2 separate regions of the Homo sapiens genome follow, and region 1 is linked to region 2. A link is a loop called in an ENCODE intact Hi-C map of the cell type or tissue named here. Cell type or tissue: mammary epithelial cell. All regions are shown on one strand.

Evidence for each region. Hi-C counts contacts between places; a loop is a spot of excess contacts. Peaks named below come from ENCODE experiments on the same cell type or tissue, not always from the same donor. Only the 100,000 strongest peaks of a DNase experiment are listed, where the experiment ranks them.
Region 1: it touches region 2 in a loop (6-fold over the local background); 5 of 110 quality-filtered maps call a loop at or near these places.

The regions. Positions count from the first base shown.
Region 1 is chr3:127,470,882-127,475,881 of GRCh38, reverse strand. No RefSeq gene overlaps it. Among named protein-coding and RNA genes, the nearest start is that of LINC02034, 64 kb to the left of the region's middle. RefSeq lists enhancers at 1,773-2,272, 2,273-2,774. In mammary epithelial cell, a CTCF peak has its summit at 2,487 (motif pointing right); no DNase peak of the experiment used is centred here.
Region 2 is chr3:126,676,986-126,681,985 of GRCh38, reverse strand. No RefSeq gene overlaps it. Among named protein-coding and RNA genes, the nearest start is that of TXNRD3, 24 kb to the right of the region's middle. RefSeq lists enhancers at 2,890-2,989, 2,505-3,111. In mammary epithelial cell, a CTCF peak has its summit at 2,569 (motif pointing left); a DNase peak (open chromatin) is centred at 2,545.

The sequences.
Region 1 (5,000 bases), 790 kb before region 2:
ATAAAATGAAATATAAAATAAAGTGAAATAAAATAAAAGGAAGTGCTTCCTGTGCTCTTGGAGCTGGTAGTCTTATGTGAGGAGACAGGTATCAATCAAATAACTGCACAGACAGCTGCCAGAAGCACTGACTTCGAGACCCTGATGAAAGCGAGATGGCTTCCCAAGGAAGCAGTAGCCCAGCTTCCCTCCAAGGACAAAGAGGAGTTCACGAGGTAGGTGGTGGGTGGAGTGGGTGAGGGAAGAAGGAACATCCTAGGAGCAACCTTCTTACCAAAGCCCATGGTGGGTGGGGCTTGGTGGGTCAGAGGCTAGGGCTCCCGGGTGTGCCCATGGGGTGGGCGTGGGGTGCAGCTGCAGATGGGGCTGGGCCTTATGGGTTCCTGTGGACTATGGGAACGGTTTTTGTTTTTTTTGTGTGTGTGTGTGTGTGTGAGTGATGGGAAGCCTTGAGGAGCTTTAAGTAGGACGTGTGTGTGTGTGTGTGTGTGTGTGTGTGTGTCGGGGGTCCTTGGGGTGGGTTCAAAACCCCAGGTTTCTCTATCAGCCCCACTCTGGGGATCCTTCCAAGTTGCTCCTCAGCTCCCCGCCAGGGAATCAGCTCTTGAAGTCTAATAAGCAGATGGGCCAGTCTACCTCTACCCACCCTGACCCCAGTGGACCTGGCCCCTGGCAAATGCATCTGGTTCCATCCAGAAGGGACCCTGTGAGTGGTTGTGTCCCCCCAACATGCCTCCCACAGGCACCCCAACTCACTCTGCCCCTGTGGTTAGGGCCCCTTTCCCTAGTCCCTTCCTTCCCCACCCTCTCCCCAGGAACATCCTGGGGGCTCCCTGCTAGTCCCTCCTGCTGAATCAGGCCCAGGGCCCTTCTAGCTCGGCTCCTCCTGTTTTCTTCCCCTCCCCTGAGTCTCAGATAGACATCTGTTTGAAGTTTAGCTTTAAACTTTGTTTCTTGAAAAGATCTTAGAAACAAGAATCAAAATACAGTGAGAACTCCGTGTCTCTCCCACCCCGACGCCCAGCTTCCTTTCCCAGAGCCAATGGCTCTTGTCAGTTTCATGAGCATCACTCTAGATATATTTTACACACGTGCACACACACACACCCACACACGAATAGTAGCATGTCATACAGAGCACTCTGCCGCTTGCCTTTTGATCTTCATGGTCTGCATGTGGGTTATCCACATCAGCATGTACAGATCTGCTTCCTTCTTTTTAAAGTGGCTGCAGTGGACCTCGCCATATGGATGTGCTGTGTCCATGTGACCAGTCCCTGTTGAAGGACACTGAGATCATTTCTCTGTCCTCTGTCCTGCTGCACCACCACGCTGTACACACACCTCAATCCTCGAGTCCTGGTACACCTGTGGTGAACTTTCGGAAGTGATGCTGGGTCAAGGGCAAGTGTGTTTGTAAGTGGATAGAAATGTCACCCCACCTGGAGGGTGCAAGGTCTGCTCATGTGCATCCTCACTGGACAGTATATTATCCAATCTTCTGATATTCATCAATCTAATAGATGAAAATGGCATCTTGTTGCATTTGTGATATGTTATTTTAAGTGATAATAAACATCTAATATAGTTGAAAACTTTGTATTTCCTACTCCTAACATTTGCCTATTTTTTTCTAACAAAGTTTCCATTGTGTTTTTTAGTGATTTGTAGAAACTCTTTATATATTAAAGAAATTAGTCATTGGACTACTTCCAAGCTCACTTTATTATTCAGCAATCCTGGCAGCTTTGCATAGCAATTTTAGTTTCGTACAATTCCAACAACAGATGCTGGGGACACCTGAGGCCCTTTCTAATAGTGGGGACTCAGGAGTCCCAGCAGGGCCAAGGCCTTAGGGTCTGAATAGTAATTGTCTCTCAGAAGATCTCACTGGTGGCTTGAGTTCTTAGCTTGTGGCAAAGCTTCCACCAGCAATAAGTGCTGAAGCTAAATCCTGCCCAGGTCCTCAGATCTGACCCTTGGACTCTGACACAGCCCTGTGTGGGCTAGAAATTGCTGGGGCCCCTGGTTGACCTTCTGGTCCTGGCTCAGGTCCCTCCTGTGTGGGGACCTCCAGCCCTGCCTTCTCATCCTGGCCCTCCCTGGCTCAGGCTCTGCCAACTGACATTCCCACACTCCTGCTTGTTATTCCCCGGGCCTGGGAGAGGGTCCGGGTGGTGTTCACACCCTCACCAGCTTAGGCTGCCCCCTTAGAGGCAGGGCCTGAGCCTGGTTTATTGAGGGAGCTCTCAGGGGACCCCTGTAAGTGGAGGGAAGTGAATGTGCCGAGCAAGAATGTGGTCTCAAGTGGGGCCCGCTGGGATTGGGGCGGGGAAGCGTTCTGGAGAACAAATCTCATTGGCTCTGTCCTGCCCTGAGGCCAGGGGCCTGGGCTCCTGTGCTCTGCTCAGTCAGAACAGCCAGCTTTGCTCTCCACCTCCGGGGGTGGATGGGAGGGTGGGCGTAACCTCCCAGGTGTCTCCACCAGGTGGCACTCATTGGTCAAGGTAAATTCTCGGCATAAGGTCACAGGTGTAAGCCAGGGAGCACTGGGGACCCTGCACCAGCCCCTAAGGGCGCTTTCCTTAAACCAGACACAACTCAGCTCTGCAGCTGATGCAGTGGAGAATCTCCATGAAGGAATGGGGTGGGGCCCTGTCCTCCAAGATTCCTGGCCTTAAGGATCTCTCCCCAATGCCAGCCATCTCTGTCATGCCAGCCTCAAAGGAGCCCTGGGCCCTGCTCTCTGCTCAACTCTGCTTCATAACTGCAGTGCTGGGAACAAACAGTGAAGTGGATGGGCATGACACAGGGAAATAAACCCTCAAAAAACCCAGTTGGATGGCTGGGAAGACAAGCCTCTCTCCAAGGCCGAGGCCTCCGTGGACAGGGTGCCTGCAGGCCTGGACAGCTTCATTCTATACCTGCCCCACCGAGGCCGCCCCAGTTCTGCTGTGAGGACTGTGAACCCCCATCCATGGGGAGGTAGAGACAGAAAAGAACAAGTTTGATAGAGTGAGAGAAGGGGATAGAGCTCTGGAGGAAAAAAGCAGGCAGGTGTAATGAGATGCAGGGCAGGGTGGGAGGTCACGGAAGGACGGGGTGGGCAGAGACCTTCGGGAGGGCGGCCAGGTTGGCTGAGGACACCTTTAGGCAGCAGGCGAAGGCCTTAGGGTGGGGGTGCTGAGGGTGAGCATGGAGGCCGAGGGGCGGAACGGAGTGAGCACAGGAGGAGGGCAGGGCAGGGCAGGAGCTGGAGCCCAGCTCTTCCTCAGTGGGGGCCCTGGCCCGGCAGGCTCCAGCCAGACAACTACACTGGGATTGGATGCTGTCAACGCACACACGTGGTGGGACAGTGCAGTAGGGCCACCTTAAAACCCATTCCCCATCTGGAGTAAGAACCCGAGGGACCCTCTTTCAAAAACTATTTGGATTCTGTTTTCTTGGCTGCTGGACTGGTGCTGCAGACACAAAGGGTCTGCGTTAGTCAAACTCCTGGCCCCCTCCTCCTCTGCCTGCCTCCTTCCCACCAGCTTCCCCCTCCCCTACCCCCTCTTTTCCATAGGCCTTAGTGCCGGGATGGGCTGATAGGGTGCCAGCTCTCCACCTGTCAGGCCACGGATGCACCCTGCCTCTTATCCCTCTTATCCATGGAGCTAGAACCAGGCATGCTTCTTTGAGAAAAAGTAATTTATTTTCTAATTACAAAAGACAATGGGCTTAAACAAAGGGAAGGCAGCTCCACGCTCAGACAGTGGGGCCCTCTGTGGACTCTTCTCTTCCCTCACTGACCTGGGGAGGGGCGCTGGGGTCTCCGGAATGAGGAGAAGCTCACAGGCATGTCTAGAGCCTCAGGCTGGTGATTGGGAGACCCAACGGGGAGACCCCAATCCTATTCCTGGTCCTGTCACTTATTTGAGGACATAGGGATAGCTTGGGAGCTCAGTTACCTATCTGCAAAGCAGGGTCCAGAGTCTGTGGCTTGGGGGTCCTTTCAACTAGGATAATCCATACTTTTGGACATTCATTCTGGGAATCACTTAATTGTTCTTACGGATTTATTGCTCTCCCCTCCTGGTATACCTTCACCCCAAACACACACCCCATTCTTCGGTGTGAGTAGAAATAGCACCTAGATGTAAAGGCCGGACACTCTGCCACTGCCCAGGCCTTGGTCTCCTCATCTGTCCTTCCATGAAGGTTTGCTGGGCGGCCATTTGAGATAATGCAGTGGCAAGTTCCTGTCATGAAGTTGGGGGCATATAAAGTCATTGGGAAAAGGGCAGCTGGCATTTCCTTCCCTCCCTGCCTGTCTCTTTCCTCCCTCCCTCAATTTTGAGCCACAAGGCTGGGAATTCTGAGAGCCTCGAGGACATACTCAGCATTTTCAGCTGGACTTTGTTTTCATTTGTGTGTTTCTGTCATTGAATTTCCCTTTTCTCTCCCTGCCTCCCCCAGTCCCCACCTCTGTCTGACACTCTCTGCTAAACAAATGTGTGTTCAGTGTGAATCAGATGGGCTGAGTCCACTGGAAAGGGGCAGGTGGCAGAGCAATCAGAGATGACTGGAGACCTGGCCTTGCTCCCAAGGAGATTTTGCGAGCCAGGAAGGTCTGGCCCAAAGGGCGCAAGGCTTGAGGTTCAACAGCACCGGCCTGCTTCCAGCTGGGCTGGAGAGGGGACCTACAGGGGAGGGGATGTGGTGATAACCACATGGTGGGGGTGAGAGGAAGGCGCACACTGGGACCGGTCTGGAGACATTAACTCTGGTAGAATGCTTGGGCCTGAGGCGCTTTGACTCTAATTGGTCCTGCTAGGGTCACCTGCCCACCCATGAACTGAGCCCTGTGGCCAGGAGGCTCTCATTAATCAGTATCAGTGTCACCCAGTGCTCCCCACTAGGCATTGAGAGGCTGGGGATGGTGGGCACCTGCAGACCTTCCTCTATCCCCCACTTTCCTTCTTGGTCTGCCTCCCCCTCACACCTCCCTGGCAGCTCAC
Region 2 (5,000 bases):
AGAGCTATAAATTGGCACTCTTCCTCTGAGTTTTCAGTGGTCATTCTAGTTGCCTACTTGGCCAAATGGCGCAGATTGTTGAGGAAAGACCTCTGTATACCCTATGCACTTTGAGCAGTTGTTGGTGTGGCTGACCAAGGTGAGGAGCAAGGAGAGGGTCACCTCCTCTGTATTCAAGGTCACTATCAGAATCCTGCATCAGAACAGGGACCACCCCACTTGGCGGCTGGGGGACTTTTACCATCCCTCCTGTAACCTCTGTCAGCCCCACTAAACAATACCCTTTAGGTAGAAACCTTGTGTTTGCATTGCAAATAGAGCTAGAAGACTGGGTCCCCCAAAGTCCCCAAATCCCCCACAAACCACCATGGGGCTGGCACAATTTTGTGCCTGTTTGCATCTGTGTCTGGCCAGTGTCCCCTCCAAAAAAAAACTTAGCTATGGATTCCTGAAATTAAAATCCACATGCTATGCATGTCAGAGCCTGGAATGCAAAAGGAAAGGTCAGCGTTTGCTGAGAGAGAGGGTGACCTGCAGAGATGCTGCAGCATAAGTGGTCCCTGGAGGACCAGGGGCCCAAGGGGGCTGAGGAAGAGTATCAGAAGAGATGGCAACATAGCGAACCACTGTCTCTATTGTTTTTTAAAAAAAGGTATTAAATGCTTGATTGCCAAATTAGGAAAAACAATCTCAATAGATGTGCTGATAAATTGACTGAATATAGCTGAAAATGAAATTGACAATCTGAAGATTATAACAGAAGAATTATCCCAGAGCATGGCTGGATGATTTCAACTCTATGACATTCTGGGAAAGGCAAAACTATGGGGACAGAAAAAAAGATCAGTGGTTGCCATTGAGAGACTGAGTGTGGATACACTGGGTTGGCCTACAAGTCTTGGTGGGATGGGCAACAACTTCCAGCCCTAGCCGTACTCCTGCAGGCTGGGTCTTGGAACCTCACTTGTTGGACTCCCAAGTCTTCCTTGTTCTGCTTTTCATAAGAAAAGCCTTGTGTCTTTTGCTTCCCTGTGTCTTGGATAAGTGTGGGATAATCCAGGATTCACAGACTTTGTAAATGAAGAAAACTCCAGATCTTCCTCCAAGCCCAGGCTTGATATCTTTGCGGCTTAGAATTTCAGTCCTGTGTGTGACATAAACATCTTGTCTGCCAGACCTAAGAAATTCATCCACACTCCCTGGCTGCTGAATTTTCTTTCCTGAGCCTATAGATGTTCTTCGTCATAAGTTGACAAAAGAGGTGCTCTGAGCCTGTGTGATAGGTTTTCCAGGCTTGCTGCCCGTTACTGTCATCTGCCAATTCATGAAGCAGTTGTATGCACCTATCCTGTGGGCGAATTTTATTTAGCCACTAATTATTGTATTCATTAAAAAGGAAGGAAGACAGGCAGGAAGAAGCACACTCAGATCTCCTCTCGGAAAATTCTCAGCTGCTCCACACATCACGTTTGAAGGATGAGAAGCACAAATAATGCTGTGAGATAAATAAATGTATAATTGAAACCACATGAAGTGGAATAATCAAGTTACTCAGCTCCCAGTGACTCCTAGTTTCTGATCTGTCTCCAGATATCAGAACTTGCAGAAACCGGTTGCACCTCCAATAACTACTACTCTGCAGCTTTTACCAGCAGACAATACCTTTGCCGTGGAGGAATAAAATGCATTCTTATAGGTTACGTGGTTTCTGCAAGTGAATAGTAACCAAATCTGAGAGGCCAATGTGCCGGCCCCAGTTTTATGGGACCTTGATGGAGTTCCTGGGAGGAGAAGGAAAGAAGCTGTGGGCTGCCGAGGGCCCCATGCTGCCCCTGCTTCCCTCCTGCAGGCATCCTTCTCACCTTCCTGCCCTCTCTCACTCCATCCCATCTCCCTCCAGTGCCTCTCCCCACTTCCAGTTCTGCATCCCTCCTGCCCACTCACTAACATGAGGGCTCCCCCAGGTCACAGCTTCCCTGGGCCTTAGTTTCTGTAAAATAGGGATAATTAAGGTAGAGAATCTACAGAGAATCAGAGGCAGATGTGAGGCTTCAATGAGTTCCAGCTGCAAAGCGCTTAGCTTTGTTAGTTTCTATGGTTCCCTTTTAGGAGGATGCCTTCGGAGCCTCTCACACTTCCGAAGCCTCACCCTGCCTTCGGCCCATGGTGAGTTTTAGTCGTGCCCCCAGGACATTCCTTAAGAGCAGCGTTGGGTTCTCCTGTCCCTCTTCATCCCTGCATCCACAGCAGGCATTTCTGCCCGGCTTTATAGTTCATAGAGTGTGTTCTTATTCATTGCCTTGTAATCTGTGTCATCCTCCTTATTTTAAGAGGAAATCAAGACCTGGAGGTGGAGGCACCGAGCTGGAACACAGCTCCCCTGGGAACCACTCTGGGCAGGACTGGCCGGCCCTGGAGGTGCTGGGTCCCTGTGGGTGGCCGACTGACAGTGCCTGGGAGGCACGTGCCCCGTCCCCGTCGCCTGCGCGGGTCAGTGGGCAGCCCAGGCCAGATCCTCTGAAAGGAGACCTCGCATTGTCTGTTTCCCAAGAAGCCGCAGTGCCACCTCGCGGCCGCCTTCAGAAGTGCATGCTGCGATCTGGCGCTCTGAGAAGCCCTGTGGGGAGGTACCTGCGTCCAGCCCAAGGGGCTGCCTGCCTGGCCCGCGAGGAAGAGCGCGTTCCTGCCGGGCCCACGCAGCTGAAAGTGGAAATGGGTTCTGTAGAATGTTTCGGCGTGCACCGAATTCGCGCAAGAATCCTCTACTGATGCCAGGCCCTGTGCCCAGGGATGGGGTGGGGGCGGTGCAGAGAAAGGACCGTGGGGTGGTGCAGAGAAAGGACCGTGGGGTCGTAGAGAGGAGTGCCAGAGGCCTTAGCTCTAAGGGGTGCGGGAATCGGAGAGGCAGAGGCCAACCAGAGGACCTCTTCGTGAGGCCAGCTGTCATGAGTGCTAGGATCCGAGCAAAGGGCCGAGTCCAGCTGCGCACACAGAGGGGCCCATCTCCTGCCACATGGTTTCCTTTCGTCCTCCCGCTTGCTCCGATTAACAGGCATCCTGCATCTTGGGCGTACAAGCTTCCCGGCCGCGCAAGTTGTTCAAGAACCCCAGAGGCAGGTGTTTCCGGGAGGCTCTAAGCCGACAGCTCTTTGAATGCCTGGCTGCTCACAGGGCCTGAGCCTCTGCCACACCCTGTTTAAGAACCCGAGGCTGCACGGCTGCTCAGGCCACCCCCAGCCAGACTCTGTCCTTCTCTTGCAGAGAGGTACACTCTGGGGCCTGGCCACCCTTCCCGCCGGGGGCCTCTCTGAGAGCCTCTGGCTCCAATAAAAGAAGGGAACAGAGTCCCAAATCCCTTTTTTCTGGCAGGCTCTTGGCCGTTGGGTGAATTTGCCACCCCCTTCTCCCTGACGTTGTGTATTAAGGATTCTTTGGAAGGGCAGACATTTCCAAGTCAGAGAAAGCGAGGGTCAATCTGCACCCTTTCTCAAAAAAAGCAGTGACGGCCTGCCTTGCATTTATACAATTTAAGGAGATTCCAGAGATAATAAGGCGAGTCTGTTCCAAGGTGACTTAAGGTCTCCATTTGCAGCCAAGGGAGCAGCTGGCATAATTCTAAGTTTCCGCCTGAGCAGGCACTTCCATTACCCTCAGAACCTCCATGCTTGGTTTCTGGAAAGATCAACTTCAGCAAAGAAGCGGGCGCGGGTGGGGAGCTAGCTCTTCCTTCCCTTGACAGCCTCAGTTGGAGACCTCGGCTGCCACCACGTGCCACAGTGGGAGAGTTTCCCGTCCAATGCTCTGCTCCAGCGATGTACTGGATTCCAGCCTGGGACCACCCAGAGACTTCGTTATATGTGGAATATAGGGAAATGAACACGGCAATGTCTGCACCACACAGAAGGTCTAGATTTCTCATCTGGAAAATGGTCCATTTCTGCCCGGGTCACAGAGGAAAAAAAGATCTGGCTGGGTGCAGTGGCTCATGCTTATAATCCTAGTGCTTTGGGAGGCTGAGACAGAAGGATGGCTTAAGGCCAGGGGTTCTAGACCAGTCTAGGCAACATAGTGAGACCCTGTCTCTACAAAAAAAGAATCAGACAGTTGCAGTAGCATGTACCTGTAGTTCTAGCTACTTGGAAGGCTGAGGTGGGAAGATTGCTTGAGCCCAGGAGTTTGAGGCACCAACGAGCTGTGATTGCATCACTGCACTCCAGGCTGGACAACAGAGTGAGACTCTGTCTTGAACAAAAATAAAGGAAAGAAAAGAAAAGAGATCCCACGTGGTAAGAGAAGTAACTTTTTGCTACCTTTAAAAAATCCTTATTTTCCGTCCCCATGGTAGGTTGTTTACAACAGTGGCCATGGTTTTGCAGCCCTCCTTGCATATGTGTCCTCAGCCCGGTGACTGTGCAGTAACTCCTGAGAAGATGCAGAGTGCATTTCTCAGCCCTTGGATCTGAGCTGGCCTGTGACTCACTTTGGTGCACAGAATGTGGCAGAAGTAAGGGGATTCAGGTTCTGAGGCTAGGCTGTAACAGCCATTGCATGCTTCCTCTTCCTTTCAGATCTCTGGGCTAGCCTGCTAGCCACTCAGAAAGATACCACTCAGCAGCAGCGGAGCCATCCCAGATGCTGATGTGTAGCTGATACCCAAGTGAGCCCTGCTGAGTCCGGCTCAGATGATCAGAAGCATCCTGCCAGCCCACAGACTCATGAGCAGTACTACACGGTTGTTATTTGAACCTACTGAGCCTTGGGGTGTTTTGTCACACAGCAACAGCTAACTGGTACCCCTGCTCACCTCCTTTCTTCTGCTTCTTCCTTCATTCTTCTGTTCCTGGACCTGATCAAGGTCATCCATCTGGGTAGTTACATGTCTGTGGGTTATTTCTCCACCATCTGCCCTTGGGGGCTGGGTGTTGGGAAGGCAGCCTGCTGGAAAGTCACCCTTGCAGACCCTGGAAATAAGCTGAGGATAGGCTCTGCTGGGCAAACTC